2 separate regions of the Mus musculus genome follow, and region 1 is linked to region 2. Evidence: chromatin contacts called from ENCODE Hi-C data. All regions are on one chromosome and are shown on one strand. The core of a region is the stretch at or near the end of the contact, and the rest is flanking DNA. Distances in the headings are between cores, read along the strand shown.

Region 1 (5,146 bases), core at 1,275-3,774, 45 kb before region 2:
GTATTGCTAGGTATCCTCCCATTGATGGCCTACTAATGCAGCTACATATGCAGCTAGAGACACAAGCTCTGGGGGGTACTGGGAAGGAAAAGGGGGAATACTATGGTAGTACTATGTCCAATTTTCTGAGGAACCGCCAGACTGATTTCCAGAGTGGTTGTACAAGCTTGCAATCCCACCAGCAATGGAGGAGTGTTCCTCTTTCTCCACATGCTCGCCAGCATCTGCTGTCACCTGAATTTTTGATCTTAGCCATTCTGACTGGTGTGAGGTGGAATCTCAGGGTTGTTTTGATTTGCATTTCCCTGATGATTAAGGATGTTGAACATTTTTTCAGGTGCTTCTCAGCCATTCAGTATTCCTCAGTTGAGAATTCTTTGTTTATCTCTGTACCCCATTTTTAATATGGCTATTTGATTTTCTGGAGTCCAGCTTCTTGAATTTTTTTTAAATATATATATTGGATGTTAGTTCCCTATCTGATTTAGGATTGGTAAAGATCCTTTCTCAATCTGTTGGTGGCCTTTTTGTCTTATTGACAGTGTCTATTGCCTTACAGAGCTTTGCAATTTTATGAGGTCCCATTTATCAATTCTCGATCTTACAGCACGAGCCATTGCTGTTCTATTCAGGAAATTTCCCCCTGTGCCCATAACTTCGAGGCTTTCCCCCACTTTCTCCTCTATAAGTTTCAGTGTCTCTGGTTTTATGTGGAGTTCCTTGATCCACTTAGACTTGAGCTTTGTACAAGGAGATAAGAATGGATCAATTCACATTTTTCTACAAGATAACCACCAGTTGTGCCAGCACCATTTGTTGAAAATGCTGTCTTTTTTTCCACTGGATAGTTTAGCTCCTTTGTCATAGAACAAGTGACCATAGGTGTTCATTTCTGTGTCTTCAGTTCTATTCCATTGATCTGCCTGTCTGTTGCTGTACAAGTACCATGCAGTTTTTTTGGTTTATTTATTTATTTATTTATTTATCACAATTGCTCTGTAGTACAGCTTGAGGTCAGGCATGGTGCTTCCACCAGAGTTCCTTTTATTGTTGAGAATAGTTTTTGCTATCCTAGACTTTTGGTTATTCCACATGAATTTGCAAATTGCCCTTTCTAACTCAGTAAAGAATTGAGTTGAAATTTTGATGGGATTGCATTGAATCTGTAGATTGCTTTTGGCAAGATAGCCATTTTGACTATATTAATCCTGCCAATCCATGAGCATGGGAGATCTTTCCATCTTCTGTGTTCTTCCTCTATTTCTTTCTTCAGAGACTTGAAGTTTTTATCATACAGATCTTTCACTTGCTTAGTTAGAGTCACACCAAGGTATTTTATATTATTTGTGCCTATTGTGAAGGGTGTTGTTGCCCTAATTTCTTTCTCAGCCTGTTTATTCTTTGTGTAGAGAAAGGCCACTGATTTGTTAGAGTTAATTTTATATCCAGCTACTTCACTGAAGCTGTTTATCAGGTTTAGGAGTTCTCTGGTGGAATTTTTAGGGTCACTTATATATACTATCATATCATCTGCAAAATATTTTGATTTCTTTCTTTCCAATTTGTATTCTCTTGATCTTCTTTTTAATTGCTAATTAAAAATTAATTAATTGCTCTGGCTAGGACTTCAAGTACTATATTGAATAGGTAGGGAGAAAGTTGGCAGCCTTGTCTAGTCCCTGATTTTAGTGGGATTGCTTCAAGTTTCTCTCCATTTAGTTTGATGTTGCCTACTGGTTTTCTGTACATGGCTTTTATTATGTCTAGTTATGGTCCTTGAATTCCTGATCTTTCCAAGACTTTTATCATGAATGGTTGTTGGATTTTGTCAAATGCTTTCTCAGCATCTAACAAGATGATCATGTGGTTTTTGTCTTTGAGTTGGCTTATATAGTGGATTATGTTAAACCATCCCTGCATCCCTGGGATGAAGCCTACTTGATCATGATGGATGATTGTTTTGATGTGTCTTACGTGTCATCTGCCAAAGGCTAAGTACTCAGCATGTACTGTTGAATTAGGCTCACAGAATGCAGACCCCTCCCATACAGAGACCAGGCTAGCAGCTATATTGTGAGGTTAAAGAGAAAGAGGAAGCGAAACCAGCAGAAAATGCAGCTGCAGCGGCAGCATGCCAGGGTATGACTGAGGCTCTGGGAATTTCCGCACAGCAGGCTTCTGTGAGAAGATATCGGTCTTTCCTCTTTTTCTGGGCCTCTGCTTCTCAAGACTTCAACCCAAGTAGAACTTATGCCTTTGGCTCTCCAGCTCATACCTCTGAACTGTGCCATGAGCCTTTCTGTTCCAACTGACAGATGGCACATGGAGGAGCCTTCTGGGCCTTCAGAATCACGTGACCCCACAGCTGACCGCAGACCTCCACACTGCACAGACACACTGTCCTGGGTTTGCGATGGTTCAGCTTTTGCAGTCCCAACTTCATTGTGGTACAAAGACAGTCAGTCACTCAGTAGAAACCACGCTTCAGGTTTGGGTTTTCTTCCAGCCCTAGGCTGGCAATGCAGTCTTGGCACGGTGAGCAGGTTCCAGCCGGGAACCGATGACTCAGTACTTCCGGTGTGCCTGTCACTCAGCTCTCCTTTGAATGTAATGTTTCTCTTAGTCTGCAGACCCAGTGTGCTTCCAGTGGCGAGTTTTAATGGTGAGTATCTACATACCCATTCTGTTCTCACAGGCCGACTTCAGGATGGTTCCTGTGACAGTCAGTTGCAGGGTAAGCTTGATGGTGGATACCTTTGCCATGCTGCAGACTATTAAGTGACCAAGCATGGTGGGCTAGGCTGGATGTATTGAATGCTTTTCTTTTTTTTTTTTTTAAACTTGGTATTTATTTTTAACTTGCAATGGATTTGTCAGGACTTAAGCTCACAACAGACAGAGGAGAGGGTATTTCTGTGTATGCGTGCATCTTCACAAGTGTGTCTCTGCTCCTGGTTTTGTTTCTCTGGAGAGTCCTGAGTGGCACCCCCAACAGTGGCTTCAAATATACTGCGAGAACAAGTGTCTGTCCTTATGCAACACTGAGATTTACTGGCTGTCACGCCTCAAACCTCTTTCATAAACAGGTTGGTGAGCAATGGCCATAAGAAAATGCATTCGCTGAGCCCTCCCACTGCTCTAGTGGATAGTGGCTATGGGACTGGAAATACTCAGGGGCAAGGGGTGGCGTCACTAGAGTAGAGGAACAAAGCCAATTCCCTCTGTGGTCCTAAGCCAGCTTGGAGGAAGGTAAAAGTTCATTCATATTGGTTGGAAGTTGGTACACAGCTCAAAAGGAATGCTTTGTATGCTTTCCCATGACTATGCATGCACACATACACGTACATATACATACATACACAAGCACATGTACACACATACACACACAAGCATATACACACATATATACACACAAGCACAGGTACACACATATACACATATGCACACATACATATATACAAGCACACATGCACACACATACACAAACACACACATATACACACATACATAAACACACAAGCACATGCACACACACACATATACACACATACATAAACACACAAGCACATGCACACACACATACACAGGCACACATACATATACACATATACATACAGACAGACACAACACATACATATACACACATACACACACAAGCACATTCAAACACATACACAAGCACAGGCACACACATATACACATATGCATGTACACATACACACACACATACACATGCACACACATACATGCACACACACACAGGTACACACACACCTACCAGTGCTCCCACATGAAGTTACTCAAATACATACAACACTTGTTGTCATGGGTCTTCCACCTTTATTGCAACCAAACTTCATCCCTATAGGATTCTTCCCAAAGCCTCTCATCCCATGGGGAAACATGTAGTTCTTCCATGCCAGAAGGAAACTGCCCAGTGCGGGGATGTAGGGTTTGACAGGAGAGCAGGCCAGGTACCTGGAGTTCTCCTAGCTTCCCAGAGACATTCTAACCACGGGATGCTTGACAGGTACTTTGATAATAAGCAGCTTAACAGAAAGCATCTGTTTCCTGCTTAGTTTAAACAACTGATTCCTTGTACATTGTGCTGGTCTTGGCCCCTAGCAAGGTACAGATTATAAATCTGTGGTGGATGTCCTTTCCTGTCAGCACTATTTAAACACCTCCAAGGGTGCCTGACGTTTTTCCAGGAGGCCCTGTGCCAGCAGCTAAACCCCAAAGTCCTTTCTGATCCTTTATACCAGAGAGGGTCACAATCCAAGAATCACACTGCTTCCATAAAGAGGCAAATCAGCGCCTTCCTGGGCATAGCCAAGCTGTCAGAGAGTCCGCGATTCAGAAATAATCAATGAGAGCAAGCTGGGGGGAGAGAGAGAGGGGTGGTGGCAGCTGTGTATTTACCAAAGGTGGGGCCAGCGAAAGCTGCAGCAAGTGGGCAGGTGTTTCAGACGTATTTTTAACGTGACCGGAAAAGGTAGGGTTGGCTGCTGGAAGAAAAACCAGGCACATGTCCTGGCACAGTTTTCATGTCTCCCCAAGGACACAATGGACAGCATTCAGGAGCACCTGGCCAGGACCCAGTGACCAGGTGTTTCCAAAACCCAACAGTTAGATCTTCATTCTCTGGAGCTCAGAAAGCGCAGACATACTCCTGAGACATAGCTCTTTAAGTTCACCCAAGAACTAGGTTCTGGGTGTGCACTGGGAAGGAGGAAAGCAATGAGGGAGGAGGTACTGTGTTAAGAGGGTCTTGATTCACAGGACATAGACATTAAACAAGTCTGGTGGTAGAAACAGGCAGAGCAGGTTCTGAATGTTGATGCCCATTCTTCACACTCATGCGTTGAAATGTAGCCTCTGGTGGGATGGGATTATAAATGAGGTCGTTAGAACTGGCTAGGTTATGAAGGTGGGGCCCTCAGAGATGTGTGTGTGCGTTCGTGCGTGTGTGTATGTGTGCATGTGTATATGTGTGTGTGAATGTGGATGTATACGTGCAGATGTGCATATATGTGCATATGTGGATGTGCACGCATGTATGCATGTGGATGTATGTGCATGTAAGCGAGCATGTGTGCACATGTGTTCGCATGTGTGCACATGTGTTCACATGTGTGTGCATGTG
Region 2 (5,908 bases), core at 1,213-3,712:
TTAAAGTGTAGTTAAGCAGATAGCCTTGGACATAGTTGGAAAATTCAAGGTTGTGAATGTCAACAAGATTGAGAGGAATCACGGACTCTAACTCACACTGAGCAGGCATATTTCAAACCATCACAGTTTCTTAGCTCAACCAACTGAATGCCACAGCTTCTTCTCAACAATGTGAATAGAGACAAGTTTAATCATGGCAGGGACTAAAGTTTCTTAGAAAAACTGTCCTTCTGCCAGATGAAGGGCAATGAAGAATGAAAAAGGCATCCCTCTACCTCTTTGTGTTTTTAATGGCTCAGCCTTTAAAGGCTCCTGCTGTGGAGCCTGACCACCTGAGTTTAATCCCTAGTTCTCTACAGCACAAACTCCCACAAGTTGCCCCCTGCCCTCTGTGTGAGTGCCTTGGCATGCTTGTGACCCCACACTGAATAAATGCACAGAAGATATTATAAAAGGTCTTCAATTCATGGATGTCTATTGCTTCTTTTAACTTCTGATGTTTCCCTGTTTACAGAGTCTGAATATGTACTCTTCCTGAAGGTACCACTCCAGTCCGTACCCACATCGTATCTTTTCCTTTTTCTCCTCTCATCTGACCTTGATCTTTGCTTAGAAAATGTCTGTGAACACTCTCATTCCCTTCCTTTACCAGGGGGGAAAAAATAGAGAAAGCGGAAATAGGTCTTTTTAAGATTCATTCAGTCATCCGATAGCTGGTGGGTTGCTAAAGGTGAAAATGGAAACAGAGAAGCAGAAGTCTCTGAATTAAGGAGAATTGGGTTTAATCGCGGTTAGTTGCCTAAATAACTATTTGTATCCATGAAATTCTCTAGTTTCTCTCTGTATAACATTGGGATATCGGAAAAATGACTGTCTGTGTTGCTCAGTCTTTTAGCTGACCCTAACATAGCTCAAGGGCTGTTTCTCTCCTGTCGAGTATTTTCTTCCTCTGCTTGAAGCTGTGAACTGATCTGACACTCAGAACAGTAGAAAGGTAGCAAGGCCTGGTGTGTCTATGCTGACAGGAGAATTAGCAATTCACCCCAACCGTGTTTCAGACGCTGTGTCTGGTAGGGGTTCCATCTATAGTGCTTGTGTCCATCTTGAAGTCTAGTGCTGGGTTGCTAACTGTCAATGTTTTAGGCACAGTTATACAGGGAATTTAGCTCTATTTCCCCCCAAAGTAGAAAGCAAAGCTGCCACTGGGTTTATCATGCTTCTCCCATACCCCGGCTGGTGCAGAGCTGGGGGAAGAAGACTGTGAGCCTCTTTTGGGATTTTGAAAACAGCTTAGGAACAACGGAGAGAAATCTCACCACAGGAGAGCTGAGAAACCTATAAATATAATAGCTAATTATTAAACACTTAATTTTGAGACAAAAAAAAAACGTCCCCCCCAAAAACAAAAACCCCTCATTCCGATGTTGTATACTAGAGTTTTCTATTTTTGAATTACTGTCGTCTTCTGATCCAGATATTTATTGCCTTGGTGTTTGCCAGGAACAAGGCTGTTTCCTAGTTTTTTGATTTCTTGTATGTCTTTGCAGTGTTGTTGGGAGGATTATGGTAACAGGGAGGACAGACACATCTCTTATCTTATTAGCTCTGTAACCACAGGTAAACTCTTTAACCTTTTAAGCTCATCTGTGAGAAATGGGGATTAACATATATGATAAGCAATTAAAGATTTGCCGGGATTATGGTAAGAAGCAATTAAAGATCTTAATATATGCCAGGCTTGATAGCTAACAGATAACGTGCACAGGGGCAGGCCACTCACGTTTTCTATAGATGTCCATCCATTTCGATCTGAAACCAGTTTTAAACTTTAAGAAATGGTCATCTGACACGTGCTCAAGAGAGAAGGGAAGACTAACACTGCATAGTAGAAAAATCGGGGACATTAGCACTGAGTGGTGTGCCTTTAAACCCTAGTCATATTTGTTGCTTCTAGTTGCTCCAAATGGTCCTCCCTGCGTCTCTGCCTCCTCCTGGAAGCTGGAGGATAACGATGCTCCTCACTGATGCTGGCAGTGTAATGCTTGGAACAGCGGGCCTTGGAAGCTATGGTTGGATTAGAGCCAGGACCTGTCACCGCGCCTGGACCGCCAGAAGATGGGACCCAGAGCTAGGAGGAAAGGCCATGGTGACCAGGTTGTATTCCGTGGGCTCACTGGGGCCTTTGTTGCCTCCCGAGGTTGCATGCGCTCAGGCCGGAGGGTACAAGCCAGATGTGGCGGCTGCGCTCCAGCCCCGGCCGCAACACCGATGCAAAAAGGGGCTGGGGAGAAATATATAGGCTGCTCTATTGCGCCGTTGAGTGACAGGCTGGCCGGCCACTGGCAGCGGCGGCGGGGCGCTTAGGGAAGTGGCGGCCAATGGCTGGCGGGAACTGGGGCGGGGGCTGGGCAGGGGCTGTCCCTGGCGAGGGCGGGGCGCGCGGCCCGCGGCGGCGGAGGCGGCTCCAGCAGCGACGCCGGCGGCCGCGGCAGAAGCGCCCTGGCCCGCGGCAGGTGAGGAGCGCGGGGCGCCGGGCAGGGGGCGGCCAGGAGGAGTACGGCGGGGTCCGCGGAACACCCACCTGCTGGTGGCTGAGGCGGGGCGTCCCGAGGCCGCCGTCCGATCGCGCGCGCACCGGGCCTCGGAACCGGGAGCGGGGCGCGGGCCGGCCGCCCTCCGCGCCTCGCCGCAGCCGCAGCCCCTCGGTGCTGCGCTCCTTCCCGGTGGTTGGCCTGGAGCCTCGGGCGGTCCCGGAGCACCGGGAAAGTGCAGTGCTGTGTGCGCGTGCACCGAGACCAAGAGTTGCGGGCAGGATCCCGCGACTGGAGGGTTGGAAGGCTGGAGGGTTGGAGGGCTGGGGGGCTGGGGGGCTGGAGGTGGCGCCGCCGCGGGGCAGGTAGGGCGGGGGCCGCTTGCCTGCGGGGAACTAAGATGTTCCGGGAGGTACGGGGGGAGCGAGCCCGGATTCCTCCCAGGCCTGGGTTTCCTCCATCCCATGGAAGCGGCGAGTGGGATCCCCTCCCCGACCTCAGGTGGGGTCTCGGACCCCTCCAGGTGTGACAGGTGATGTCTGGAAGGCTTGGCGTTAAGTGGTGGCAGTGGTACGCTTCCCGCGCCCGCTTTTATTTCTCTAAGCGTTGTGATCTCAGGAGCGGGTTCACGGCTTACATTTAGAATTCGGAAATAGCTGTAGATGGTATGTTATCTTCTTCGAGCCTGCCATCTATTTTGCTGTTGTGCTTTTTGCTGCCGACAAATTATTTAGTAAAAGATAAAAGAATGACATGGTTATTCACTTGAATGTAAAAATCTAAATTTAGAATCATGTAACACGCGCTCTGTGGTTCAGGCTCCTTTCTCTTCCAAATGCTTAAAGAATAGTTTTACTAACAGGTTATGGTGACATAGGTTCCATTAACCCCTGAGTGTAAATCATAACACATACTAGACAATGAAATTATGTAAGCTGTATAAAAGAAATATTTATGTTCTCTAAGTGGAAAGGGCATGAGTTTTTCATAATTGCGGTTTATAAAGTTGTGCAGGCTTACGTCATGGTGTTCATTGATCCGGGGTGTCATGAATCGTGCCTCTTGTTCTTTCAGGCACCTCTGTTTTGTCTGTGGGATGCTGATGAAGGACTCTACCAAATGTTAACCAAAGTGTTCTTAGCCGTGGAACATATGGGATATTTCAGAGAACACTTTAAAAACTTAATTAAAAAAAAAAAACAAACCCAGATGCAAGATTGTTAAATCTATTAACAAAACATATTCCTCATTCTGCGGTTTAGAGTTGAAGCCTCTTTTGGAGGATGGAGGAATGGCTAGTTACGTAGTCATTTTTTTGTTCAAAGACTTGGTTGTTATCAATTAATATAGCCAGGACAGTCTTAAGGTAAGGGCGGTAGATAAGTATTCACATATGTGGCCTCGGACACAAATGTAGGTCACCTGTGTCTAACGAGCCAGCCTCAAGCTGCCTGGGGTGGTTTAAGGGTACGAGGTGTGTTCTGTTTCCTCCTCTCTGGAGATTTCATTCACGTGTGCTTCACGATGAAGCTTAGTTTGGAAAACCCTGGTGTAAAATGAATAGCTGCATTCCGGTGGAGTGTAACACTCCTCCTCCTTTTGAGATGTCAGAACTTATTAGTAGAATTCCCTAACCGTATCTTCCCTAAAATGGGGTTTGCTAACTTCTTAGGCCCAGTATTTAATACTCCATATGCTTCTGGGGTATTATGGATGGCTAATCTATAGCATTTATACTTTTATATAGGCTTCATTTGTATGTAATAAAACAACTTCTCTCTCTCTCTCTCTCTCTCTCTCTCTCTCTCTCTCTCTCTCTCTCTTTGTTGTTGTTTCTTGAAACAGGATTTCTCTGTGTAGCCTTGGCTGTCCTGGAACTTGCTCTGTAGACCAGACTGGCCTCGAACTCATAGATATCTGTCTGTCTTTGCCTCCCAAGTGCTTGCATTAATGGCATGGGCCACCACCACTTAGCTTAATAAAAACTTTTTTTTTTAAAGATTTATATATTTATTATGTATATAGCACTCTGCTTGCATGTATCCCTACAGGCCAGAAGAGGGCATCAGATCTCATTACAGATGGTTGTGAGCCGCCATGTGGTTGCTGGGAATTGAACTCAGGCCTTCTGGAAGAGCAGACAGTGCTCTTAACTGCTGAGCAATCTCTCCAGCCCCATTAATAAAACCTTTTAAATTATCATTTTAGAATGATTCTGCATATCTCTACTTCCTGATTTATGTCAGCTAGATATTTATTCTAATAATCAGCTCTACCTGCCCTTCCCCAACAAAATCCTCCCTGAAGCAAAATATGACTATATATAGACAGAAAGTGAAAAGTGTGTTTGTATAATGTCATACCAGGCTTAAAATTCCAAGTCACAGTTTACTGAGGTAGTGCCCCTGTTCTTAGAGTCAGAAGTCATCATTGAGTGTTTTATTGAGCTAATAGATTAGGTACTTGGTGGAATTTAAAATCATTGGATTTTGTTTTCCCAGTGAGGACCTTTGGTTGTAGGTGGTCAGCATGGGCATAGTTGGGATAAAGTTAGCCATGGGAGGTGAATAAATTAGGTCTTAGCAACTTGGAGAACCTCTTTGGAATACCAGGTGCTCAGGTAGTCACAGGCCGTGCAGTGGAATGTAGTGCTTCTAGAATTTTACATGGAAATGAGAGCTCCTGGCCAGAGAAACTAACAGGCAGGCTTTGTTGGGGACTCAGGAGGGAGGGATTAGCCAAAGGCTGCAGGAAGTGGGAAATTTGTTCAGAGTTGCACATTTGGACTGTGAAATTTTCTGTTCATTCTGTAGTTTTTATACCATAACAGGCTTGTGCCTACTGCAGAACAGAAAACATTTTTTAAAATGTAATACATTTGGAAAATTTATGTTTTCTGTCGAGCCAAGTTAACACTCAGAAAGGCTCTCTAGTCTCATCTGAGCTGCGACTGTCTCCTGCAGCAACTCCGTCCTGCTGTGGTGTAAGCGGTCAATCTGAGGGACAAAAGGCAGCAGATAAGAATTCTGCCAGGCCATGGTGACACACACCTTTAATCTGAGCACTTTGGGAGGCAGAGGCAGAGGCAGTGGCAGAGGCAGACAGATCTCTGTGAGTTCGAGGGTAGACGGTAGACAGTTCTAGGCCAGCCAGAGCAACACAGGGAAACCATGTCTCAAAAAGCAGACAAACAGAAACAGAACTTAAACCTAGAAGTTACTGAAACTGAGGTTTCTCATTGGGTTTACCTCCTTGTGTATAAAATAGGGGTTGTAACGCTTGCCCTGTAAGGACTTAGTGAAGGTTTAAGTCTTGTTACTGCCCAGAATAAAGGAAAAAAGCCAGTGAAGTATAGTAACCATCCTCACCATCACACT

The links. A loop is a pair of places that touch in the nucleus more often than their neighbours do.
Region 1: a map of left cerebral cortex shows a loop between it and region 2 (2.4-fold over the local background). The contact joins the enhancer-like site here to the promoter of Mgat4a in region 2. A Hi-C loop is called at or near these places in 4 of 37 maps with a recorded cell type or tissue (adrenal gland, heart and left cerebral cortex).

The regions. Positions count from the first base shown.
Region 1 is chr1:37,583,304-37,588,449 of GRCm38, reverse strand. No RefSeq gene overlaps it. Among named protein-coding and RNA genes, the nearest start is that of 4930556I23Rik, 29 kb to the left of the region's middle. Within about 2 kb of position 2,524, at least 2 of the 3 ENCODE cell types and tissues checked have a DNase peak (open chromatin) inside an H3K27ac peak, as active enhancers do; they include left cerebral cortex, where a contact is called at or near this core.
Region 2 is chr1:37,537,570-37,543,477 of GRCm38, reverse strand. It overlaps Mgat4a (mannoside acetylglucosaminyltransferase 4, isoenzyme A), which reads left to right and starts at 2,462. Exons shown (of 16, transcript NM_173870.3): 1 at 2,462-2,513.